Linked DNA regions of Homo sapiens: region 1 is linked to region 2. A link is a loop called in an ENCODE intact Hi-C map of the cell type or tissue named here. Cell type or tissue: spleen. All regions are shown on one strand. Links, peaks and the distances in the headings refer to the core of each region. The heading gives the core; the rest is flanking DNA. Region 1 has its middle 7.1 kb from the start of LINC00475. Region 2 overlaps IARS1 (isoleucyl-tRNA synthetase 1).

What was found. Hi-C counts contacts between places; a loop is a spot of excess contacts. Peaks named below come from ENCODE experiments on the same cell type or tissue, not always from the same donor. Only the 100,000 strongest peaks of a DNase experiment are listed, where the experiment ranks them.
Region 1: a loop joins it to region 2, with 4 times the contacts of the local background. A loop is called at or near these places in 30 of 110 quality-filtered maps.

The regions. Positions count from the first base shown.
Region 1 is chr9:92,128,040-92,140,752 of GRCh38, forward strand. It overlaps the pseudogene LOC100128076. Among named protein-coding and RNA genes, the nearest start is that of LINC00475, 7.1 kb to the right of the region's middle. RefSeq lists enhancers at 5,864-6,495, 6,100-6,339, 11,975-12,554. In spleen, for the core only: a CTCF peak has its summit at 6,032 (motif pointing right); a DNase peak (open chromatin) is centred at 6,062; H3K4me3 peaks cover 801 bases; H3K27me3 peaks cover 5,055 bases.
Region 2 is chr9:92,278,872-92,291,584 of GRCh38, forward strand. It overlaps IARS1 (isoleucyl-tRNA synthetase 1), which reads right to left. Exons shown (of 34, transcript NM_002161.6): 2 at 10,430-10,555; 3 at 9,255-9,411; 4 at 8,920-9,039; 5 at 7,665-7,747; 6 at 6,851-6,968; 7 at 1,875-2,022. The coding sequence starts at 10,548. Among named protein-coding and RNA genes, the nearest start is that of MIR3651, 7.3 kb to the right of the region's middle. In spleen, for the core only: no CTCF peak of the experiment used is centred there; no DNase peak of the experiment used is centred there.

The DNA.
Region 1 (12,713 bases), core at 1,623-9,622, 150 kb before region 2:
TATGTGTCTAAGAATTTATCCATTTTTTATATGCTTCTCAATTTATTGGCATAGAGCTTATGCCTCTAGTGATCGTTGAATTTCTGGGGTTTATTTGTAATGTCTCCTGTTTCTCTCTGATTTTATTTATTTGGTTCTTCTCTCCTTTTTTTCTTAATCTGGCTAAAAGTTTGTAGATTTTGTTTTTCTTTTCAAAACTCCAACTTTTTTATCTTGTATATTATTTGTCTCAATTTTATTTATTTCTGCTTGATCTTTATTATTTCTTTTCTTCTAATTTTGGGTTTGGTTTGCTCTTACTTTTCTAGTTCTTTGACAGGGTTTCACTCTGTCACCCAGCCTGGAGTGCAGTGGCACAATCTCCGTTCACTGCAACCTCCGCCTCCCAGGCTCAAGCAATCCTCCCACCTCAGCCTCCCAAGTAGCTGAGACTACAGGTGTGCACCACCATGCTTGGCTATTTTTTGTAGAGATGGAGTTTCACCATGTTGCCCAGGCTGGTCTCAAACTCCTCAGCTCAAGCAATCCACCCGCCTTGGCCTCCCAAAGTTTTGGAATGACAGGCATGAGCCACCACACCCGGCCATGCTTTTCTAGCTTTTTAGATGCATTGTTAGGTTGTTTAATTGAAGTTTTCTACTTTTTTGATGTAAGCATTTATTCTAATAAACTTTTATCTTAGCACTGCTTTTGTTGTATACCATAGGTTTCGTTCTGTTGTGTTTTCATTTCCATTTCTTTCAAGAAATTTTTAAATTTTCTTCTTAATTTCTTCATTGACCCAGTGGTTGTTCAGAAGCATGTTGTCAAATTTCCATGTGATTCTATTTTTTTTTTTTGTTTTGAGATGGAGTCTCCCTCTGGTGCCCAGGCTGGAGTGCAGGGGGTCAATCTTGGGTCACTGCAACCTCTGCCTCCCAGGTTCAAGCGATTTTCCTGCCTCAGCCTCCTGAGTAGCTGGGATTACAGGCACATGTCACCATGTCCAGCTAATTTTTGTATTTTTAGTAGAGACGAGGTTTCACCATGTTGGCCAGGATGGTCTCAAACTCCTGACCTCAAGTGATGCACCCACCTCACACTCCCAAAGTGCTGGGATTATAGGTGTGAGTGCCCGGCCAATATCTCTACTTTCCAAAGTTCTGCTTGTTATTGATTTTTAGTTGTATTCCATTGTGATCAGAAAAATTACTTGCTATTATTTGAATTTTTAAAACTTTGTTAAGATTTGTGGCATAACATATGGTCTGTCTCTGAAAATATTTCATGTGCTGAGGAGAATAATGTGTATTCTGTGGCTGTTGAATTAACTATTCTGTAAATGTCTATTAGGTCCATTTGGTCTATCATGCAGATTAAGTCTGATAAGGGTTTTTGTTGTTGTTGTTGTTGATGATTGTCTGTCTAGATTTTCTATGCAATGCTGAAAGTGGAGTGTCAAAGTCCCCAGCTGTTATTGTATTGGGAACTCTCTCTCTTTAATCCTAATAGTATTTGCTTTATCTATCTGGGTGTTCCAGCACTGGGTACATTAATGTTTACAATTATTATAACCTCTTGTTGAATTGACCCCTTTATCATCATATAATGACCTTCCTTGTCTCTTTTCACAGGTTTTGACTTAAAAATCTATTTTATCTGAAATACATATAGCTATTCCTGCTCTTTTTGGGGGTGTTTCATTTGCATGGAATGTCTTTTTCCATCCCTGCATTTTCAGTCTATGTGTGTCTTTATAGGTGAAGAGAGTTTCTTGTAGGCAGCATATAATTGTGTCTTTTAAAAATTTATTCAGCCACTCTATGTCTTTTAATTTGTAGAACTTAGTACATTGACATTCAATGTAATTATTGATAGGTAAGAACTTACTGCTGCCATTCTGTTAATTTTTTCTGGTTGTTTTGTTGGTCCTCTTCCTTTCTTACTTCCTTTCTGTCTTCCTTTTAAGTGATTTTCCCTGGTAATATGTTTTAATTTCTTGTTTTTTATTTCTTGTGTATCTATTCTAGGTCTTTGCTTTGTGGTTATTATAAGGGTTGCTAGTAACAGCTTATAACTAGTTATTTTAAACTGATGAAAACTTAACACTGAGTAGAAAAAAGGAAAAAAAGCAAACAAGCAAAGAGAAAACTCAAAAAAAAAAAACTCTACAGTGTTACTCCATCTTCCCTTGCCTCAATGGCTGTTTTTTTGCCTTTTTTTGGGGGGAGGGTTTCTCTAATTATATCTTTTTATATCATCTATCTCTTAAGAAACTGTCGTTTTTATTATTATTAGTTTGAGGTCAAGTCTCACTCTGTCGCTCAGGCTGGAGTTCAGTGGTCTGATCTCAGCTCACCGCAACCTCCGCCTCCTGGGTTCCAGCGATTCTCATGCCTCAGCCTCCTGAGTAGTGGGGATTACAGGTGTGCAACACCATGCCTGGCTAATTTTTGTATTTTTAGTACAGATGGGGTTTTGCCATATTGGGCAGGCTCACCTCAAACTCCTGACCTCAAGTGACCCACCCACCTCGCCTCCCATGTTGTCATTATTATTATCATTTTTTTTTCTTTTTTGAGATGGAGTCTCACTCTGTCACCCAGGCTGGAGTGCAGTGGCATGATCTCGGCTCACTACAGGCTCCACCTCCTGGGTTAACGCCATTCTCCTGCCTCGGCCTCCCATATAGCTGGGACTACAGGCACCCACCACCATGCCCGCCTAATTTTTTGTATTTTTAGTAGAGATGGGGTTTCACCGTGTTAGCCAGGATGGTCTTGATCTCCTGACCTCGTGATCCACCCACCTCAGCCTCCCAGAGTGCTGGGATTACAGGTGTGAGCCACCACACCTGGCCGTCATTATTGTTTTTGATAGATTTGTCTTTTAGTCTTCCTACTAATGATATGAGTGGTTTAAATAATGCAATTACAGTATTAGGCTATTCTGTATTTGTCTGTGTACTTAAGTTTACCAGTGTGTTTTATATCTTCAGTTGCTTTCTTGTTACTCATTAATGCCCTTTTCTTTCATATTGAAGAACTTCTTGTAAAACAGGTCTGGTGTTGACAAAATCCCTTAGCTTTTGTTGTCTGAGAAAGTCTTTATTTCTTCTTATGTTGAAGGATAATTTTGCTGGGTATAATATTCTAGTCCAAAGTTTTTCTTCCTTTGATACTTTGAATGTCATTCTATTTCCTCAGGCTGGTAAGGTTACCACTGAGAAGTCTGCTGCCAAGTGTGTTGGAGCTCCTTTTTATGTTATTTGCTTCTTTTCTCTTGCTGCTTTTAGGATCCTTTCTTTATCTTTGACCTTTGAGAGTTTGCTTATTGTATACTTTGAGGTAATTTTATTTGGCTTGAATATTCTAAGTATTCTTGATCTTCATGTTCCTAGGTATTCATGTCTTTCTCTAAGTTTGGAAGGTTCTCTGTTATTGTTTATTTGAATAAACTTTCTACCCCAGTCTCTCCATCTACGTCCTATTTAAGACCAGTAGTTACTAGACTTGCCCTTTTGAGTTTATTTTCTAGATCTTGTAATAGTGCTTCCTTCTCTTTTATTTATTTTTGCTTTTTTCTCCTTGGACTGTGTGCTTTCATATAACCTGTCTTTTAATCTACTGATTCATTCTGCCACTTGATCAATTCTACTGTTGAGAGATTATGATTCATTTTTCAGATTGTCAATTGAGTTTCTAAGCCCCAGAATTTCTGCTAGATTCTCACTCTGTTGCCCAGGCTGGCGTGCAATGGTGCAATCTCAGCTCACTTCAACCTCTGCCTCCCAGGTTCAAGCAATTCTCCTGTCTCAGCATTCTGAGTAGCTGGGACTACAGGCATGCACCACCACACCCAGCTAATTTTTTGTATTTTTAGTAGAGATAGGGTTTCTACTAAACCCCATGTTGGCCAGGCTGGTGTGGAACTCCTGACCTCAAGTAATCCGCCCACCTTAGCCTCCCAAAGTGATGGGATTACAGGCGTGCACCACTGTGCCTGGCCTCTGCTTGATTTTTAAATGTTAATTCTTCATTAAATTAATCTGATAGAATTCTGAATTCCTAGTCTGTGTTATCTTGAAGTTGTTGGGCTTCCTCAAGATGGGTATTTTGAATTCTCTGTCTGAGTGGTCATATAATTTAATCACTCCAGAATTGGTCACTGGTGCCTTATTTAGTCCATTTGGTGAGATCATGTTTTCCTGGATGCTCTTGATTCTTGTGGATGTTCAATGATATCTGAGCATTGAAGAGTTAGGTATTTATTTCAATCTTTGTAGTCTGGAGTGTTTGTATCCATCCTTTTTGAGAAGGCTTTCAGTAATTGAAATGGGATTGAGTGTTGTTACATAAGCCTGTGGTCGTTGTGGCCTCAGGCAGAACTATGAGGCCAAGAGTGCTCATGCGCACCAGGCTTTCTTTTTGAAATTCGAGGTGAGGCCTTTACCACCCGTGAGCTCAGAGGAGGGAAGACTGGGACCTGTCTGAAGGTCTGGAGGGAACTCCCAGTTGCACACTTGCCCCCACTGCCCCTTTCCTGGCATGGGGTGAGATCGGTCTACTTCAGCAACCAGTGCCTGCCCTTGATCCCTGCAGGAGCTGAAGGAGGTGAGCAAGGAGCAGCCCAGACTGGAGGCTGAGTACCCTGCCAACACCACCAAGAACTGTTAACCACATGTGCTACCCTGTGAGTGCTGGGGGCAGGAAAGGAGGCATGGCAGAGGGCTAGGGCTTGGCATGGGAGCAGGGGGCTTCATGTGCCCAACCCTGAATGCACAGCTTTCACTCTCTGCAGATGACCACTCCAGGGTCAGGCTGACCCAGCTGGAGGGAGAGCCTCATTCTGACTACATCAATGCCAACTTGGTCCCAGTAAGGGCCACCGGTGAGGCTGTCCATGGGATCTGGGATCTGCTCGGGAGATGGGCTGGTTTGCAGGCCACACTTGCCTTCATTAGCTGTAACAGCTCTCTAGGAGATCACCAGCTTGGGCTTCATGAGCTCAATCCAGCAGGTGTCTAGCAAGGGTCTACTGTGTGCTGGGCTCTGTGCTGGGCCTGCAGGAGGCAGAGCTGTTAGCCACATTCCCCACCTTCAAAGGAGCATGTAGGCATGTGTGTGACATTCACCACACACTGTGACAAGGGCTGTAATAGAGGAAAAAACACTACTCAGGGCACATGGAGGAAGGGGAAATTTCATCCACCTGAGGAATCAAGAAAGGCTTCCCAGAGGAGGGGACATTTGATTTATTGAAGGATGAGTAACATTTTGATAAGTGATGAAAGAGGGAAGGACATTCTGTTGACTGGAAGAAGCAGCCAGAGAACAGCCAGGCAGTAACGTTCAGGCAGTGTGTGAGAGTGTGTGTGTGTGTGTGTGTGTGTGTGTGTGTGTGTGTGTGTGTGGTGGGGGGTGCGTAGGGGTGAGGGAGTGGGGAGGTGCTGGGTGGTGGGAGATGTAATGGGAAAGATAGCCTGGGGCTGAATGGGCTGAATGAAGGAGGGCTTGATTGTTAGGCTGAGGGCTTTGGACTCTATTTGGTGGGCAATTGGGAGCCATAGAAGATTTTTGAGCATGGAAGAAACGCAGTTTGGTTTTAGGAAGGTAACTCTGGGTGGGTGAAGAGGGTGGCCTAGATGGGCTATTTAACTCATGTCAGTATCTTGTTTTCATTGGGGTTTTTCTTGTCCCTTTGGGGTGGGACAGGGACGGGGGTGATGTCTCTGAAGTCAGCCCTTCTGGTTTGCATTCTGGGTGCACACGTGTTCTTGTGTGTGCACACATGTAGGTGTGTGCACAGCATCCTCACTCCTGGAGGTCAAATGTTGGAAATCTGCTGTGTGCTTGACACCAAGCATTGCCCGTTAACCATGTTCCTGATCTCTGCCTCCTACACCCCAGGGCTACACCCGCCCACAGGAGTTCATTGCCTCTCAGGGGCCTCTCAAGAAAACACTGGAGAACTTCTGGCGGCTGGTGCGGGAGCAGCAGGTCCGCATCATCATCATGCCGACCATCAGCATGGAGAACGGGAGGGTGAGTGCGCCTTGCAGGCTCCTAGAAAGGCCACCAGGTGGCGCACGTTCTCCTTGTGGGGATGGCCCCGTTGGCATCTTCCCGTGGGAAGGCGGGGCAGACTGGAGTGAGGCCAATCAGGCCTGGAGGGTAGTGGACCCACCTCCCACCCAGACCTGGGATGGGGAGGCAGTGGGAGGAAACAGGTATGTAAACTCCCAGCTTGGCTTTGTTTCTACGGGCTTCTTGCCCTGGGCAGAGAAGGCATCAAGGGGTAGGGACTGCCCAGGGCCGGTGTCAAAGGTACCATCAGGGATCCTTCCTTTCGATAAGCCTGGCAGATGCAGGGCCCTAGGACATGCAGAGAGGCTGCCGAGTCTGTCCTCTTGCTGGAGCAGTGAGCCCAGGGCCGCTGGCCGCGGAATAAGGGCTGTTCTGTTTGGCACAGGAACCTTGTGGCTGACTCAGAATCCTGAGAGTCATGAGAGGTCTGAGGGCAAGGGTGCCGGAGCCCAGGCAAGGGAGAGCAGCTCCTGGAGGAGGAAGCCTTGGAGCTGGGTCATTACAGAGAGCAGAATCCCAGCAGGGTGGCAGGGACCAGAAAGGTGGGCAGGGAGGGGTGGGACTGAGTAAAGCAGGGGGCGGCAGTGATAGGGCTGGGCCCACAGCCGCCCTTCCCCTCTCCAACCTTCTGGTCCCAGGTGCTGTGTGAGCATTACTGGCTGACCGACTCTACCCCGGACACCCATGGTCACATCACCATCCACCTCCTAGCTGAGGAGCCTGAGGATGAGTGGACCAAGCGGGAATTCCAGCTGCAGCACGTGCGTGCCCCAAGGATGAGGGGATGGGACAGGCATTAGAGCTGAGACCCCTGAGAAGGTTGCCTCACTTCCTGGGTCCCTGGAGCCCTCTCTTTCGGAGGACCACAAGTACTCAGTCACCACCCAGGGAAGAGTGTGTTAGGGAAGGGGTAGAGAGGCACAGAGAAGATTAAGGGTTTATCTGAGGCTGCACAGTGAGGGAAAGGAAGAACAGGAGAGACATGATGGTTCCTGACCTCCCCCATGCCAGCTCAGGGCTCTTGCCTCACCCCATGCCCCCTGTGCCCATCTTCCTTCCCAGATTGTGCACCCCTGGGGCAGGAAAGCCAGAGACCCGAATCACTTCTCTGCCCAGGCACCCTCTATATGCAGAGGTTACCCAGGAGGCTAGAGAAGGACCTGAGGGCTCAGGAAGCATCCTGATGGGGGAGACATAGCTGCCACCCTCAAGGAACAGTTGGTCTGCATCATCCCTGCCCTTAGGCAGCTGGGGAAGAAAGTGTGAGATCTGGGCCATGGGAACCTGGAGTTAGGAAGATAAGGAGCAGCAGCAGGGCCCCTCTGCCCCCTTGTCCCCTTCCCACCCCCTTCTTAGGTTGTCCAGCAACATCAACGGAGGGTGGAGCAACTGCAGTTCACCACCTGATCCGACCACAGCATCCTTGAGGCTCCCAGCTCCCTGCTCGCCTTTATGGAGCTGGTACAGTAGCAGGCAAGGGCCACCCAGGGCGTGGGACCCATCCTGGTGCACTGCAGGTGACAGCAGGTGAGTGCATAGGGTGGAGAGCCCCCTGCCTGGCCTGGGGGCATGGAGGGCTCTTGGACTGTGGGGAGAGCTGGGGACATGGGCAGCCTCTTCACCCATTCAGCTCCTCAGGGGCTGTCCCTGCGGTGTGGGCATGGGCCGGACAGGCACCTTCGTGGCCCTGTCGAGGCTGCTGCAGCAGCTGGAGGAGGAGCAGATGGTAGACGTGTTCCATGCTGTGTATGCACTCCGGATGCACCAGCCCCTCATGATCCAGACCCTGGTGAGGGCCCTGCAGGCTGGGCTGGGCAGCTGGGACCCTGAAGGAGTGGGAGGGAGGTGGGTGGCCACAGGGCTACAGGAGGGACCAGGAAAGAGAGCTCATGGGGCACACAGAAGACCTTGGGGAGAGGGTTTCAGACACATCACCATCCTACCTGGGCTGTGCTTTCTATTCTGTGAAAGGGGAGGTGGGACAGGATCCTGTCAGCTTTGACACCATGGGACGGTGGAGGGAAGGTTTCTCAGTGGCTCCCTCTGCCCTCCTACCTGATCCCTGCCTTGCTGGTCAGGGCCTGAAAAATCTCCCTGCAGGCCCCCCTCGCTCCTCGCTGAGCAGCCTGATGCCTTTTCCCCTGGCAGAGCCAGTACGTCTTCCTGCACAGCTGCCTACTGAACAAGATTCTGGAAGGACCCTTCAACATCTCTGAGTAAGTCCCAGCTTCCCTGTGCCTCCCACAGGCAGGCTCCCTGCTCCTGTTCGTGGGCAGAGCTGAGCGGACTAGAACGGGGAGCTGGGGAACCTTGAGTGCCTTCTCCCTCTCCAACCCCCCCACCAGGTCTTGGCCCATCTCTGTGACGGACCTCCCGCAGGCGTGTGCCAAGAGGGCAGCCAGTGCCAATGCTGGCTTCTTGAAGGAGTACGAGGTACACTTCAGGCCGGGAAGTGGGTGACAGCCAAGGGCAGCCTTCCGCTGCTGAGCCAACCCTGCAGTGAGACCTCCCAGCCTCAGGGCACCCATCTCCTTCCCAGCTCTTGCTGTAGGCCATCAAGGACGAGGCTGGCTTTTCCGCACCCCCGCCTGGCTATGAGCAGGACAGCCCCGTCTCCTGTGAGTCTCACTGTGGACCCTGTGGAGGGGCAGGGGGCCAGCGTGGGCTGGGGACCTCTGGCAGCTTCACCCTCACTGTCTTCCCTCAGATGACCGTTCTCAGGGGCAGTTTTCTCCGGTGGAGGAGAGCCCCCCTGACGACATGCCCGAAGCCTGGCTCTTCCCTGTGAGATGATGCTGGTTTTGCCACTGTTTCCTGCCCTCTCTGACCACCTGTACTTCCCGGGCTGGGGCTGCTGGGGGCTCCCAGAGTTGTGGACTGGGCAGGGGGCACCTTCAGTCTCTGGAAGCCAATGATCTGTGCTCTGCAGGGTGGGCCCTCTGGCCGTGATCATACGGTGCTGACTGGCCCCGCAGGGCCAAAGGAGCTCTGGGAGCTGGTGTGGCAGCACAGGGCTCATGTGCTTGTCTCTCTTTGCCCACCCAATGTCATGGAGAAGGTGACAGAGCAGAGGACAGAGGAAGGGAGGCTCAGGAGTTAGGGGTGAGGATGGAGGCGGGTAGTTTGTGGTGCTGTCTGTGACCAGGGCAGGGGCAGAGATCTCAGGAAGTTGCCTGAGCAGCCCTAACTTGGTCCCAGCCATAGGAATTCTGGCCAACGGAGATGCAGCCCGTAGTCACAGACATGGTGACGGTGCACTGGGTGGCTGAGAGCAGCACAGCAGGCTGGTTCTGTACCCTCCTCAGGGTCACACATGTAGGTGCTGGGGCCACAGGGCATGGGGTGGTGCATGGGGAAGAGTCCTGTGTGGGCTTCCTCTGCCCTCTCCAGCACCAATGCTGATCATGTCTTTGCCACAGGGGGAGAGCAGGAAGGAAAGGGAGGTGCAGAGACTGCAATTTCCATACCTGGAGCCTGGGCATGAGCTGCCCGCCACCACCCTGCTGCCCTTCCTGGCTGCTGTGGGCCAGTGCTGCTCTCGGGGCAACAACAAGAAGCCGGGCACACTGCTCAGCCACTCCAAGTGTTGTTGGACAATGGTCTTGGGGGAGTGGACAATGGTCTTGGGGGAGCGGACACTGGAAGCCCCTCCCTGCCCTTCTGGCATAGCCTCAGATCTCCCTGGGCTCTGCTTGGGTTATGGGTCAAAAGGACACAGTCTCACAATGCCCCTGTCTTCTCCACACCCTACCCTGTCCTCAGGAATATGGTGGGAATTTACCGCCTCCCTCCCTAGGTCCAGGCTGGCCGGCTGACCAAGTGTCCGGTGTCCCTTCTCAGTCCCTGCGCCCAGGTTGGGTTTTCCCACATCCGTGGACACCCCCGCCACACCCCCTTTAGGTACCTCATCCACCTCTAGGTCAGTTGCAGCAAGGGTGCAACCCAGCTGGGCACCTTCCTGGCCATGGAGCAGCTGCTGCAGCAGGCAGGGTCTGAGTGCACCGTGGATATCTTTAACGTGGCCCTGCAGCAGTCTCAGGCCTGTGGCCTTATGACCCCAACACTGGTGAGAGGCGACCAGGGGCGACCGGGCTGGCGTGGGGGCTCAGCTGTGGGAAGGGGCGGGGGGATGAGGGAGCTTCTGCCCAGGCCTCTAGGCAGCACCACCCGGGTAGCCACCAGGTGGCGCTGTGGACCGCTGTGCGTTCTCCCAGATGGAGCCCTAGGGGTTGGGGGACACAAGGGAGCCTTTTTCTGTTAGATTGGGGCAGGCGGGGCGAGCCTCCTAACCCTATGTCCATCTCCAGAAGCAGTATGTCTACCTCTACAACTGTCTGAACAGCGCGCTGGCAGACGGGCTGCCCTGAGTCAGCACTGGTCACGGTGCAGGAGAGGTTTGTGCCCTGTGGGATGGGGACAGCATTCCTGACACATCCACGTGGGCCTGGGCTCCCTGGAAGGGCGGCCTCCACTGGGCCCTGTGCTGGGAAGGTACAGGGTCTTGGAATAAAGACCTGTGGCCAAGCCTGAAGCTCAGTGTGTTCTGTCTGTCCATCCTCAGGCCTGGGCCCAGCGTGTGGGTCTCGTGGGCAAACATGGAGCCGGGATGGAAGCTAGGACCTGGAGTCTGGTTGAACTTGGTGACCTATGGCCCCTATGCTGTTGGTTTTTCCCCTGAAGCAATCCTCTCCCTGCTAATCCTCCAGTTTCTAAATTTCCTCAGACTTTGGTCTCTCCACGTCTAGTTTCCTGTGGTGCTAAGCCCTGGATTCAGAATCACAGCTCCAAATTGTTTGTCCTCTGCCTCATCACCCTGTACGCACCATGCTGTATGCAGTAGGGTTTATCCTGTTTCCCACTTCCCTTCTCCTGCCATCCCCAGCCTTCTCTACCTGCCAGAGCCCCCAGGGGCCACCCTCAGCCCCCACCAGGATGGAGGTGCCAGAGCTACCCTGTTACTCGGAAGGCAGGTGCTGGAGGCACCCCTCAGGCGGAGGTGCCAAGTTTTCCCTGCTCCTTCTCTGTCTCCTTCTTCCTCCCCTCTACATAAGAGGTGGGGGAGAAAGCAGGGAAGGCATATGGAGAAAGGAAAAACCAGGAGGAGCAGCAGAGACCAGAAAAGAGGGTGGGGAGGCAGCTGTCTGTCCCACACACTGTAGGACTGCACTGCATACCATGTGCATGATTGCTGGTGGCCACATGAGCTCCTGCCTGCTTCCCTGGTCAGGCTGGGAGTTTCCAGGTGCAGTGCCTGATGCTGGACACTAACTGCCCCTGGTGGAAGGCCCTGGGAGGACACAGAGAAAGCCTGGAAAGATCAGAGCAAGAGTCCCTGAAATGGAGTCGGGTCTCCCCAAGGGGAAGCGGGGAGAGCTCTTTGGCCAACCTGAGTTCCTACTAAGGTGCAACGGGTCAGAAGTCAGGAGGGTCCTTCTCAGGCCTGGTTGAAGAAGGGTACAGAGGTCGTGCTGGCTGCTCAGCCGGGAGCTTTCCCAGAACGAGACTAAAGCACTGGTGCCCTCCCAGGAGGACTAAATGCCGGTGTCCTCCATATGCCATGTTTATCAGGAGCTGAGGGTGGGCCCCCTAATGACCCTCACAAAAGCAGGCTGGAGGCTCTGCTCTGAGCTGCCCAAGTCTGTCTCAAGCAGCTGCTGCTGAGGTTGCAACAGGGCTCAACCATGGCTTTTCCACTCTGGGAAAATCTCACATTGGAGCAGCAGGAGCTGCAAATGAGATGGAGCCAAGGCTATGGTTGAGTGAAGGAAGTGCAGGCTGGCCTGTGGTAGCTTTCTGCCATAGGGCAAAGGTGGCTCTATCTGTGAGTCTTTCTGGTCATGTAGGCCCATCCTCTAGCCTTCTTAGGAGGCTCATCTTCTACTTTCAGCGCCATGGCACCAACGGGAGGCCTAGGGTCAGGGTCTGCTCATTTCTTGGTCCGGCTATGCAGCCCCTCTAGCCCTGGGAGGTTATCGGAGAGTGGAGAGGTGTTGATGAGAGGATTCTGGCATGTGGAAGGACAGGGTGGAAGAAATCCTGGATGCCTCTGAGGTCCCAGGTTTCTGGTATACCCTCTGGCTGGACCATGGGGAGACAGGGCAAAAAAGGAAGGAGGGGTGCCCACAGCCTGCTCTAGCTCTGCACTGGGGCTTGGCTCAGCATGGGAGAGACCAGAGACAGCAAGAGGCTGCGTGAAGGAAGCACAGCCAGCTCACTATGGTCTAAGGAGAGAACAGGGATTGGCCTCAGTTTTAACCACCGTGCCCTTTGCTCACCAGGGCTCTGGGGCCGGCCAGGTCAGCCAGTTGGTGGGATTCCAGCCTCAGGGTGGCCGAGCTGCAGGTGCAGCACCCGGCCTCCAGGTGGCGCCAATCTGCTTACTTTGAGGTGGCCTCTTGACAAGCAGCTGAGCTGCACGCAGTCCCTCAGCCTGCCGAGGTCCTGGGAGCAGGGATCAAGGTGGTCCCCGTAAACCTGACAGTAAACCTGACAGAGGCTGCAGGAGTGCATTTCCACCCAGGGTGCACTCAGCGAGTGGAACTCCACACCCGTTTCTTTGGAGTCAAGGCGCGACCTCTCAGGGAGGAGACTGCTCCTGGTTGCCCACTGCCGGGTCATCCCAGCTTGCAGTGGAACCCTCCGCAGCCT
Region 2 (12,713 bases), core at 2,408-10,407:
TCTAACAAGTTGACAGACACTTAAATTGCTTTCAAATTTTCACTACTATGAACACTGGCATGATGAATGTCCTTGATGCATCTGTGTACCCTTATTGTAAGTGTTTCTGGAGGATACCTGGGGCATCCTAGGAAAAGAAAAGCTGGAGCAAATGTATGAACAGTTAAAACTTTGATACTGAAAATCTAGGCCAATTTAAACTCTCATCATAAGCTATGATATTACACATCTGAGATTTACTAGAGCCTATGTCATATATTTAGTTCACTATAAGAAAAATGAGTATCTATGGGTCATTGTAAAAGCCTTTCCAATTTATTGAAAAACTGCTATGAATAAGGCTGCCACTCCCTAGCTCTGACCTCACAGGAACTTCATTGTAAGTGGGGACCACAGTTTCTGATAAAGCTCAGATACAAAGTCTGCCAAGCACAAGAGTTATACACAGGTAGATGGGTGATGTGTTTTGAGATCTCAGTCAGGTGGCTGCTGAGATTGTCAAGCTCACCACAGAATGGCTAGTGACCCACCAGTGACATAGGGAAATTGTGCAGATGGGACTGTCCTTGCTCCAGAGAAGCAGCTGCAGACACCTGAGCCAGGCCTCTTTGTGGCCAACAGCTTTCCAGTAGGTCAACTCTTAGTCCTATTTGCTCCCAGGAAAGAACAAATAAAAAACTCCCTCCGTACCTTTTTTCTGGCACCCAATCTTTCCCCATTCCTTTCTCAATATTTTTCCCTTGCCAACACAAGCTATTGTTCAATCAAGTTGACTGTTTTAATACAACTATTTTTAAAAATCATGGTAACCATTCTTACACAGAATTAAATACATCTACAATGTTGTGTAATCATTACCATTATCAATACCCTAAACCTTTTCATTTTCCTATACTGAAACTCTGTACTCATTAAACAATAACTCCCCCTTCCCTCCCAGCCTCTGTCAACCACCATTCTACTAGTCTTTGCTCTCTGAAGTTCACTTCTCGATACCTCATATAAATAGAATCATGTAGTATCTGTCTTTTGGTGACTGGCTCATTTTAATTAGCATAATGTCCTCCAGGTTCATTCAAGGCATAGCCTGTATCAGAATTTCCTTTCTTTTTTAGGCTGAATAATATTCCACTGTACGTAAATACCCTATTTGGTTTATTCATTTATCCAATGATAGACACTTGGGTTGCTTCTATCTTTTGACTACTGTGAATAATGCTCCTATGAACACGGGTGTACAAGTAACTGTTCAAGACTGCTTTCAATTCTTTGGGGAAAACACTCAGAAGTGAAATTGCTGGGCCATAGTGTCATCTCATTCAGCTTTTTGAAGAAATGTCACTGCCTTCCACAGCAGCTGTGCCATAGCTTTTTTCATGGCAATGAGTTTTTCTCTTTTTCTTTTACCGCCACAAAACTACCAAACCTGAAGGTATATTTGTTCACAAAGTACCAATCTTCTTTTTAAATCTCGGAAAGGCCCTCGTTGAGACTGGTAACTCTCTACCAGGGGACATTTGAAAGGCAAAAAGTTCTCAAGTTCTGGTATCAATTGCTAGTAACGACGTGATGCCACATCGCTGAATCTTAGATTCTTCATCTGTCACAGGGGCATGGTGTGGAAAAATGTACTATAAACTGGAAATTATAAGAAAATTTTATGTTCTACTTTTTATATCTCTGTACTATTTTAATTGTTTTGTTAGTTTTCAATTAGAAATGAAAACAAATGTTTAAAGTTATTTTTCTAATTAAGTCAGATTGTTTTCAAATAATTCTATTCTTCATGCAAAAAGAAAGGTAAGCTTTCATATTTTCCAAAATATAAAATTATCTTATCCATATTAATCATAAGTAACCAGCCTCCCACTTACCTTTAATTTTCACATATTGCATTTCTGGATTAACACACACAGCAAGGTTACTAGGTAGAGTCCAGGGAGTGGTTGTCCAAGCAACTAAAGATACAGTTTCATCTTCTTCCAAAGGGAAAGTTACAAATACTGAAGGATCTTGAACATCCTGAAATAAATTGAGGTAAAGTATTGTTTTAGAAATCCACAATAACAGACACCTAAGAAAAAGGAACTACTCCTAAAGAGGAATAAAATAAATCTTCAGGGTAAACCGAAGAAACCACTTACCAGACTTACAAACAGAAAATAGCAAGAAATTCCAAGTAAAAAAATTTTTAAATACTTTAAAAAATGTTTTAATCATCACCTTAGTAGTCTCAAAAATAATGTCTTTTGACACCTGGTGACTTTTTTTTTTTTTTTTTTAGATGGAGTCTCACTGTGTCACTAGGCTGGAGTGCTGTGGTACAATCTTGGCTCACTGCAGCCCCTGCCTCCTGGGTTCAAGTGATTCTTGTGCCTCAGCCTCCCGAGTAGCTGGGATTATAGGTGCGTGTCACCACACGTGGCTAATTTTTGTATTTTTAGTAGAGATGGGGTTATTCCATGTTGGTTAGGCTGGTCTCAAACTCCTGACCGCAGGTGATCCTCCCACCTCAGCCTCCCAAAGTGCTGGGATTACAGGCGTGAGTCACCATGCCTGGCCTCTGGTAACTTTTTAAAGTAATGTCTAAGTAGGAACATATGATGGAGGTTTCAGTATTATGATTATCTATTTTGTAAGTCCATCAAGAGTTAGATCAAAAAGATAACTGTTCTGGAATATGGTTATCTTTTTGCCCAAAATACCAAAAAGATCCTACTGAAGCAACACATACTTGAAATTGTAACAGACCCATATAAATTCAGCTCATTAAATAAGAACAAGATTGTCTCCAACTTTACGGAAATGTTTCAACACAAAAATATCAAGGATTTAAAAATAAATAGCTCTAAGGTAGGAAAAAAAAAATCAATCCCCAACAAAAACCAACTGCAATTTAAATAAAGTGACACGAGAGCCATTAGTCACATGTAAAACATCAGACAAACTTGAAATAAGAGACACTACTATTGGCCTGTACCTCCTCAAATATGTCAGTATTATGAGGCATAAAGAGACTAAAGAGCTCTTTAAGATTAAAGAAGGCTGGAGACATACCACTGCATGAAGCACACAATGTAGGTCTTTTTTGTTTTTCTTTCCTTCTTTTTTTCTTGTTAACTATAAAGGACACTGCTGGGACAAGCAGAACCCAATAAGATCTACACATGAGGTAATACAGCATCAATGTTAATTTTCTAACTCCAGTTATTTCAAACAATGTTACTGATTTTAGGAAATATATAGTTTTTAGAGGAAAAGGGCCATAATTCCTGCAACTTACTCTCAAAGGGTACTGTGCCCCACTCCCATAAAAAGAGAGAAGGATAAAGCAAATGTGGTAAAAGGTTAACATTTAGGGAATCTAGTTGAAGGATATAAAGAACTCTCCGCTTTTCTGTGAGTTTGAAACTACATCAAAATTAATTTTTTTCTTTTCTTTTTTTTTTGAGATGGAATCTCACTCTGTCACCCAAGCTGGAGTGCAGTGACGTGATCTCAGCTCACTGCAACCCCCACCTCCCAGGTTCAAGCATTCTCCTGCCTCGGTTTCCTGAATAGCTGGGACTACAGGTGTGCACCACCATGCCCAGCTAATTTTTGTAAAAAATTAAAATTTTTTAGCACGGTGGCTCATGCCTATAATCCTGGCACTTTGGGAGGCCAAGGCAGGAGGATCGCACAAGCTCTGGAGTTTGAGACCAGCTGGGGCAATATGGTGAGATCCCATCTCTACAAAGATAAAAAAATTTTCTGGGCATGGTGATGCACATCTGTGGTCTCAGCTGCTCAGGAGGGTGAGGCTGGAGGATCACTTGAACCCAGGAGGTCAAGGCTGCAGTGAGCTGTGTTTGCACCATTGCATTCCAGCCTAGGTGACAGACTGAAATCCCTTCTCTAAAAATAAATAAATAAAAGTTTTAAGCCAATACATATATATGTATACTTACATATATACATACACACACATATATATATATATATATATATTTTTTTTTTTTGAGACAGAGTCTAACTCTGTCACCCAGGCTGGAGTGCAGTAGCACACTTTCGGCTCACTGCAACCTCAACTTCCTGGGCTCATGTCATTCTCTTACTTCAGCCTGTGGAGTAGTTGGAACTAAAGGTTCACGCCACCACGCCCAGCTAATTTTTGTAATTTTAGTAGAGATGGGGTTTTGTCATGTTGCCCAGGTCGGCCTCCAAAAGTGCGAGGATTTCAGGTGTGAGCCACTGTGCTTGGTCAAGTCAAAAAAATTTTAAAAACCCTTGGTTAACAATCAATATACAGACCGCGTAGAATAGAGGTCAGCAAACCATGGCCCCTGGGCCAAATCTGGCTCATCACTTGTTTCATACAGTGGGTGAGTTAAGAATGGTGACAAAATTGAGAACACTTTGCCTGAAAAGCCTAAAATATTTAATTTGCAGAGGAAAGTTTCCCAACCTCAGTATTAGAACTAAAAATTAAGTATACTCTGTGACTCACCTGGGCGTGGTGGCTCACGCCTGTAAAAATACCCGCACTTTGGGAGGCTGAGGCAGGTGGATCAACTGAGGTAAGGAGTTCAAGACCAGCCTGGCCAACATGGCGAAACCCTGTCTCTACTAAAAATACAAAACTTAGCTGGGCATGCTGGCGGGCACCCGTAATCCCAGCTACTCGGGAGGCTGAGGCAGGAGAATTGCTTGAACCTGGGAGGAGGGTGCAATGAGCCAAGATCACACCACTGTACTTCAGCCTGGGCATCAGAGTGAGACTCCGTCTCAAAAAAATAAAAATTAAAACAAAGTATACTCTGACTCGATAATTCCACTACTTGTTATATAACCAACTGAAACGTGTACAAGACCTAAAAGACAACAGTCACCATGTGTTTAAGTCTTGGTAGATCCTGATTTAAAAAAATAAATAAATAAAAATAAAATATAACCCCTTGGGAAATGATTAAACCATTAGAAATATGAACTGATGATGTTCAGGAATTACATAATTTGAGAATATTAAAATAAAAACTATTAAAGGTGGCTAGGTGCAGTGGCTGACACCTGTAATCCCAGCACTTTGGGAGGCCAAGGCGGGTGGACTGCTTGAGCCCAAGAGTTCAAGACCAGCCCAGGCAACATGGTGAAACCACTCCTATAGAAACACATAAATTAGCCAGGTATGGTGGTATGTTCCTGTAGTCCCAGCTACTCAGGGGGCTGAAAGGGGAGATCACTTGAGCCCGGGAGGTCAAGGCTGTGGTTAGCCGAGATCGTGCCACTGCACTCTAGCCTGGGTGACATAGCGAGATCCTATCTCAAAAACAACAACAACAACAAAAAGGTAACTGCTGATGACTTTTTAAGGTGTGACAACGAATGCTAACATGGCAATGTTTAAAGAAGATAAAGATTATTTATGAAAGATCTATACTGGATTATTTCTTGATGAAATAATATGATATCTGGAATTTGTTTCAGAATTGGAAGGAAAGTGGGAAAGAATATGTGTATGAATGAGGCAAGATTAGCCAGTCATTGGTGCTGGGGGCCTTAATGGGCCTACAGAAATTAATTATACCATTCTGTTTACTTTTGCATGTCCCTGAAACTGTCCACATTCAAGTGTTTTAAAAAACAACCAAACAGGCCGGGCGCAATGGCTCACAACTGTAATTCCAACACTTTGGGAGGCCAAGGTGGGTGGATCGCAAGGTCAGGAGTTCAAGACCAGCCTGGCCAAAATGGTGAAACCCTGTCTCTACTAAAAATGCGTGGTGGTGGGCACCTGTAAACCCAGCTACTCCAGAGGCTGAGGCAAAGAACTGCTTGAATCGGGTAGGTGGAGGTTGCAGGGAGCCAAGATCGCGCCACTGCACTCTAGCCTGGGCGACAGAGCAAGACTCTGACTCAAACAAACAAACAAACAAAAACCAAATATAGCAATATATTAAGATTTGACAAAGGTAAGCCTTGGAAACCTTGTGTTTACCATATCATTCTCTACATTGTTAAGTGCTTAAAATATTTTACTAAAAAAATACAAACATGAGCACAGAGAGGTGGTAAGGAGATAATAGAAATCATCATACCTGCCTTACAAGGATTTACAAAGATCAATCAAACAGGATATGTGAAAGCATTCTATAAATAAAACGTGCTTTGAAAGGCAAATTTTACTAATGTAATTTTCAAACCTAGGCCATGAAACAAGAATTCCAAACAAGTCAACATCCTTTAAAAACAGAGGGTCAGATAAACTCTCAAAACTGAAAACAACTCAGTATACACACGAGAAGAGATGGTTCACATTTCAGAAGACTTACTAGTATATAATATCTGTCTAGATATGGTATAACAATACACTCTGTAAACATCAAACATGTCTAAACACCTCAATCATAGCAACAACAACAACTGATTCTATCTCATCAGAGGAAAAATAATACCATTTGGCATCTCAAATTAATTTTTTTCCAAATACCGTTAACAAATAAATGATATCATGAGGTCCCAGATAAGGCATAAAATTACTCAACCCTTAAGAAACGATGACTACAGGAAGTATGTCAAAGCTGGACTTGTTAACCCAACAGAGAGGCACAAAAATATGGTCAAAACAAGCAAAACCTATCACATTAAGACACATCATAAATCCAATGTGGAAAAAAAATCCCTCATCTTAACAGAGCCTTAGTATACTAACTGGCAATATTTCCAGCACTCAGTAAGAAGTGGTCAAAGTGGTGGATGTCGTGGGCAACATTCCACACTGGGTCTACTTGGGAATACCTACTGTGATCATAACTACTCAGCTTCCACCTACAAAACTCAATGCTGAATAATGTCTCTACATTTCACGTACCTTATAATTCTGGTGTGACTCGAAGTTGGAAAGTGGAGTGTTACATGCCGTAGAGAAGGGCATGACTTTCACACCTCTATAAACAAGGCCTTTATCATAGAGTTGTTTGAAGACCCACCTGGTAAGAGATGGAGTTTCACAATTACAGAACAAAATTCTATTTCTGAAAATGCAAACATTTATGCCATTTTCTTTTTAGAGTTTCTGTCTGCCAAATAAGTGAAAAAACAATGTCTTTCATTGGGAGACTGGCTGGTAAATTATAACAGATCAATATAGTAAGACATCAGGCAGACATTAAAATGCTAATATCTACTGATATCGAATGATATTTAACACATAATGTTAAGAAAAGCAACTGGCAGGCTGGGCGCAGTGGCTCACGTCTGTAATCGTAGCACTTTGAGAGATCAAGGTGGATGGATCACCTAGGTCAGAAGTTCGAGACCACCCTGGCCAACAAGGTGAAACCCCATCTCTACTAAAAAGACAAAAATTAGCCAAGCATGGTGGCGGGCGCCTGTAATCCCAGCTACTTGGGAGGCTGAAGCAAGAGAATCGCTTGAACCTGAGAGGCGGAGGTTGCAGTGGGCCAAGACTGTGCCACTGCCCTCCAGCCTGGGCAACTGAGCGAGACTCAGTCTCAAAAAAATAAAAATAAAAGTTCTACATTCAAAAACAAACCTGTTCCCAAAGATTTTCAGAGAAATAACGATGGACTCAAAAATAAACTGATTCATGCTAGTGCATTTTTCCAATTATCAATACAACAGAATAGAATATTTACCATATTTACAATTTTAAATAAACCTACCAGACTGATTCCATGAATTGTGGATACAGAGTTTTATAGTCATTGTCAAAGTCAATCCATCGGCCAAGTCTGCTAACAGTAGACTTTAAAATATTAATATTAGAACAGTATTAGACAATGATATTTATAATTGTACATCAATGTGTGTTTATTTCTGTTGTCATCACAAATGAAAATTTTGGGAAAACAGAATAATCAATGGTACAAGTAAATCTATACTGCCAACAACATATTATGTAAGGTTAAGAACCAGTTTTCTCGGCATTCATCCTACATGCACAAAATGTTATTTACAAGTATAAATATTCACTTATAAAAGTCTACCAAAACCACCACTTGGCAAATATCACAGGCATAATTATTACTGGCAAAAACCATCCATGGATGTTAAAATTAATAAGTGAATGTATGACAAAAAAAAGAATATTTGGAAAGAATCTCCCCACAAGATACTTATTAATTACAAAGGAAAAACTACAACTTTACAAAGCAGAAAGCTGACAGCACTTTAACCAAGTGAACAAAGTTATCACCATCAATGTGACATAGCCGCAACACATGCCACCTGATATAATGCATTGAGAAGGGCATAGCATCACTTCTGTGGCATTGTCACCAAAAATGCATAACCTAAATTAAATCAGGAAACCTCACACATTGAGAGACATTATAGAAAATAGCTGTTCTGCAATCTTCAAAAGTGAGAAGGCCATGAAATACAAAGGACTAAATAAATGTTCCATACTTAAGAAGACTAAAAAGACATGACAACCAAATGCAATATGTGATTGGTCAGAAATAAAAATTAATGGGGCAACTGCTTTTGAAAATTCTATTAATATTATGGTTACCGAAGATGTTAGCAGCTGGGAAAGATGGATGAAGGATATAGGGGAACCCATCATACTACTTTTTCAATTGTTTAATAAGTCAAATTATTTCAAAATGAAAAGTTAAAAAAATTGAAAAAAGTATTTGAGAAAAAAAGAAAAGGCCTATATATCATGTTATACTTATTAGAATTTTTCCCTATTGGTGATCATGCAAGAAAGTTAGACCAATTAAGCACACAGAAGTCAGAAGAGAGATGGTTCAGTTTAAGCTAACCGTTTAAGTAATAGGGTTGAAGGTGGAAGCTAACACTTTTTCTACAAAAAATAAATTAATAAAAAAAGCACAAGGGACCATAAACCATTTCAATGCCCATTTAGTAACTACATTTGCTGTTCATTCTACTGAAAAAAACCCAACATACCTTCCACTCAGCAGAATATCTCATCACAATTGCTCGGCACTGATTGTTATACTCTGTAATCCCCATTTTGGCCACATCCTCTGGTCCTCTGATTCCCAGTGTCTTATCAATTTCATATTCCTGAAAATTTGTGATAAGACTGTTACCACGCTGCCCTATGAAAACAACTGCAACTATGCAACTCTAGAAAACAAAACAAATCAAACTACAAATATTATAGAAATGAACTAGAAGGTCTGACAGTCAACGTTCATCATACTTGAACATATTATATGACAAAATCTAATGCTTATAAAAAAAATCAGAAAATTATAAAGCTGGATACTCAAACATACCACAGGTAAGCCATGGCAATCCCATCCAAATCTTCTGTCAACATGAAACCCACTCTGGTGAGCATATCTTGTAACTATATCTTTAATTGTACCCGCAAGTATATGTCCATAGTGAGGCAGTCCAGTTGCAAAAGGAGGACCATCATAGAAGGTAAATCTAACAGGTAATAAAAATATATCAAGCCATTTAAAAACAGCCAAAATTTAAGGCATTTTTCTATAGATAGCTCTTGTCATAGTGGAGTCTTCAAGGAGAAAAGCAGCAAGATCAGGAAACCGACAGACATAATTGATTTGATATTTACTGGTGGTCCTGCCTTCAGAAAGGCTACAATTGTGGTAGAGCTACAGAGACCTCCATTTGATTATCCATTTTTCATTTATTAGTTCCATGACATAAGGCAAATTATTTATCCTGATCTTGAGTTATCTCATCAGTAAAATAGGGCAATAAACCCCTATCTCATAGTTTTTGACCAGAGGAGACATATAATGAAAACACTGATTAAAGGACTAGTCTTTTAGGTGAATGAGGACTAAAGGCAGGTAGTACTATAGTAGCCTTCTATGGGGTACTTAGGTATAAGTGCCTAAACGAGGGTGGTGATGAAAATAAAGGTGGAAAGAGGGTGACACGGAGGATGACACATAAATTTTACTCAGATGACCTTTTAAAGAAACAAAATTTACCCCAATAATTGAGAACTCATTCATTCAATGTATATCTACTACTGAGTACCCACTACATAGGGAGCTGGGGGATTCTGGGAATAGAAAGATTAATAAAGAGTATCTGCTTTAGGCCGCGCGTGATGGCTCACACTTGTAATCCCAGCACTTTGAGAGGCCGAGGTGGGTGGATCACTTGAGGTCAGGAGTCCGAGACCAGCCTGGGCAACATGGTGAAACCCCGTCTCTACTAAAACACAAGAATTAGCTGGTGTGATGGCGGGCACCTGTAATCCCAGCTACTCGGGAGGCTGAGGCAGGAGAATCACTTGCATCCGGGAGGCAGAGGTAGCAGTGAGCAGAGATTGCACCACTGCCCTCCAGCCTGGATGACAGTGCGAGACTCCATCTCAAAAAAAAAAAAAAAAAAAAAGTATCTGCTTTAATGGAATTCAGTCTAAGAAATGACTATTCTTAAGGGAACTTAACCTAAAAAATTCACATACTTTGGTTTATGTTTTGATTGCTTTAAGCATTCCTGAAAACAATTAAATTCAGTCCAAAACTCCAAGATTTTCTCTTCTTCAGCAGGAAAATTTATGTTTTCTGGAACTTGTTGAAGCATTTTGTTGCTGCAAAAGAAATCAAATTTATTACTGTCAAAAGAGAAATCTAGGAATAACAGAGTACCATATTATTAACATGGGTGTACATGACACTATCCATACTTTTAAAAAATTACAGCTTTATTGATGTACAATTTACATAGTGTAATGTAAAAAGTGTACAATTCAGTGGCTTTTTAGTATATTTACAAGGTAGTATAACTAGTAATACCTAATTTCAAAACGTTTTCAACCTCCCCTCCCCACCAAAACACCCCAAAACCATTAGCAGTCACTCCCCATTCTTTCTTCTCCATAGCCAGTGGCAACGATTTATCTTCTTTCTGTCCCTGCAGATTTACCTATTCTGGACATTTCATATAAATGGGAAAATTTATAGGAATCATCTATATGTGGCCTATTGCATCTGGTTTCCTTTCTCTAGCATGTTTTCAAGGCTCATCCATGATGTAATATGTATTCATACTTCATTACTTTTGATAGCTGAATAGTATTCCATTTCATGAATATGCCACATTTTGTTTATCCATTCATCATTTCTTGGATACCTGTATTGTTTCCACTTTTTGGTTATTACGAATAACGCTGCTATGAACATTCACATACAAAATTTTGTGTGGATCTATGTTTTCATTTCTCTTGGGTTTGTAGCTAGAAGTAGAATTTCTGGGTCACATGATAATTCTGTATTTAACTTTTTGAGAAAATGCCAAAATTTTTCCAAAGTGACTGTACTATTTTACATTCCCTCAGCAGTGAATGAGGATTCTAATTTCTTCAGATCTTACCCAACACATCTTATTGTCCATCTTTGAATTACAGTCATTCTAGGAGATGTTAAGTAGTATCTTGTGGTTTTGATTTGCATTTCCCTAAGGACTAATGATGCTGAGCATCTTTCCACATGCTTATTGGCCATTTGCGTATCCACGTTGGATAGATATTTATCCTTTGCCTATTTTCTAATTGGGCTCTTTTTGTGGTTGGGTTTTAAGGGTTATGTATACATCCTGGATACAAATCCTTTATCAGATATATGATTTATAAAAAATTTCTCCTGTTCTGTGGGCCGTCTTTTTATTTTCTTGATGGCATTTTTTGAAGCACAAAGATTTTTCATTTTAATGATGCCCAATTTGTCAATTTTTGGTTTTGCTGCTTGAGCTTTTGGTGTCATCAATAAACCATTACCTAAACAAGGTTATAGATTTTTCGCTTACATTTAGGCCACAAATAATTTTATTTTCGTATATGGTGTGAGGGAGGGGTACATGGCTATTATTTAATATTCAGTAATGGTAGAGACAATGTTTCCAAAAGTAAGCAGGAAAATCTTGGAAATTCTATCTAGTGGTGCAAAAAACTCATTAATAATCTGAAGAAAAATATCTCAAAGTAGTTAAGAATTTTCTTACCTACACTCACATGACAGAAATCAGTTCTCTTGAAGTAACTTCATCTTCTCTTTGAGGAAAACTGGTAAAACTTAAAAAATCTTAAAGCTAAAAAGATGAGAATCTCACATTCAAATATAGATTCCAGTTTTCCATTTTACCCTTTTTATTGCTTATTCATGATTTTTATGAAGGATGAGCCCTATACCTTTCTGGTTTAGTCCCTAATGAGAGAAGTCTTAAAGTGTCTTTTTAAATGTTTTGCTAATAACCTCATGCAGAGATACTTGATCAATCTATGACTTAAGTATCTAGTGAGCCACCCTTGAGACCTTTCCTTCTCAAAGTCTATTTATATTTACTTAACAATTCTAACAAGGTGGGTGACGAGCTTTCCAAGTCAGTATCAGATCAGAAGGGGATAAAATTGCTAATAAGGGAACAACAGAGAAGATAAAAAATCTTAAGTACTCAAGAACCACAACAGACCAGGGTAATCAACTCTACAGGAAAAGACACCTACATACCTCAAACAGTTTTGAAAGCATCAAAAGCATCATAGTCTAATCAAGTTATTGATTCAAGTTATCATTTAAAAAAAAGTCTGTGACAAGTAGTATCTTTCATTTTCTTTTACCCTCATTAATTTTTCAGATGTGTGAGTGCCTCTGAGTTTAATTTAAGAAAAAACAGGACAAGAACAGTTGGGCTGTTTAACTAACTGAAATAGCTATTTCTGATCACAGTATGCCATTAAAAGGTATTAAACA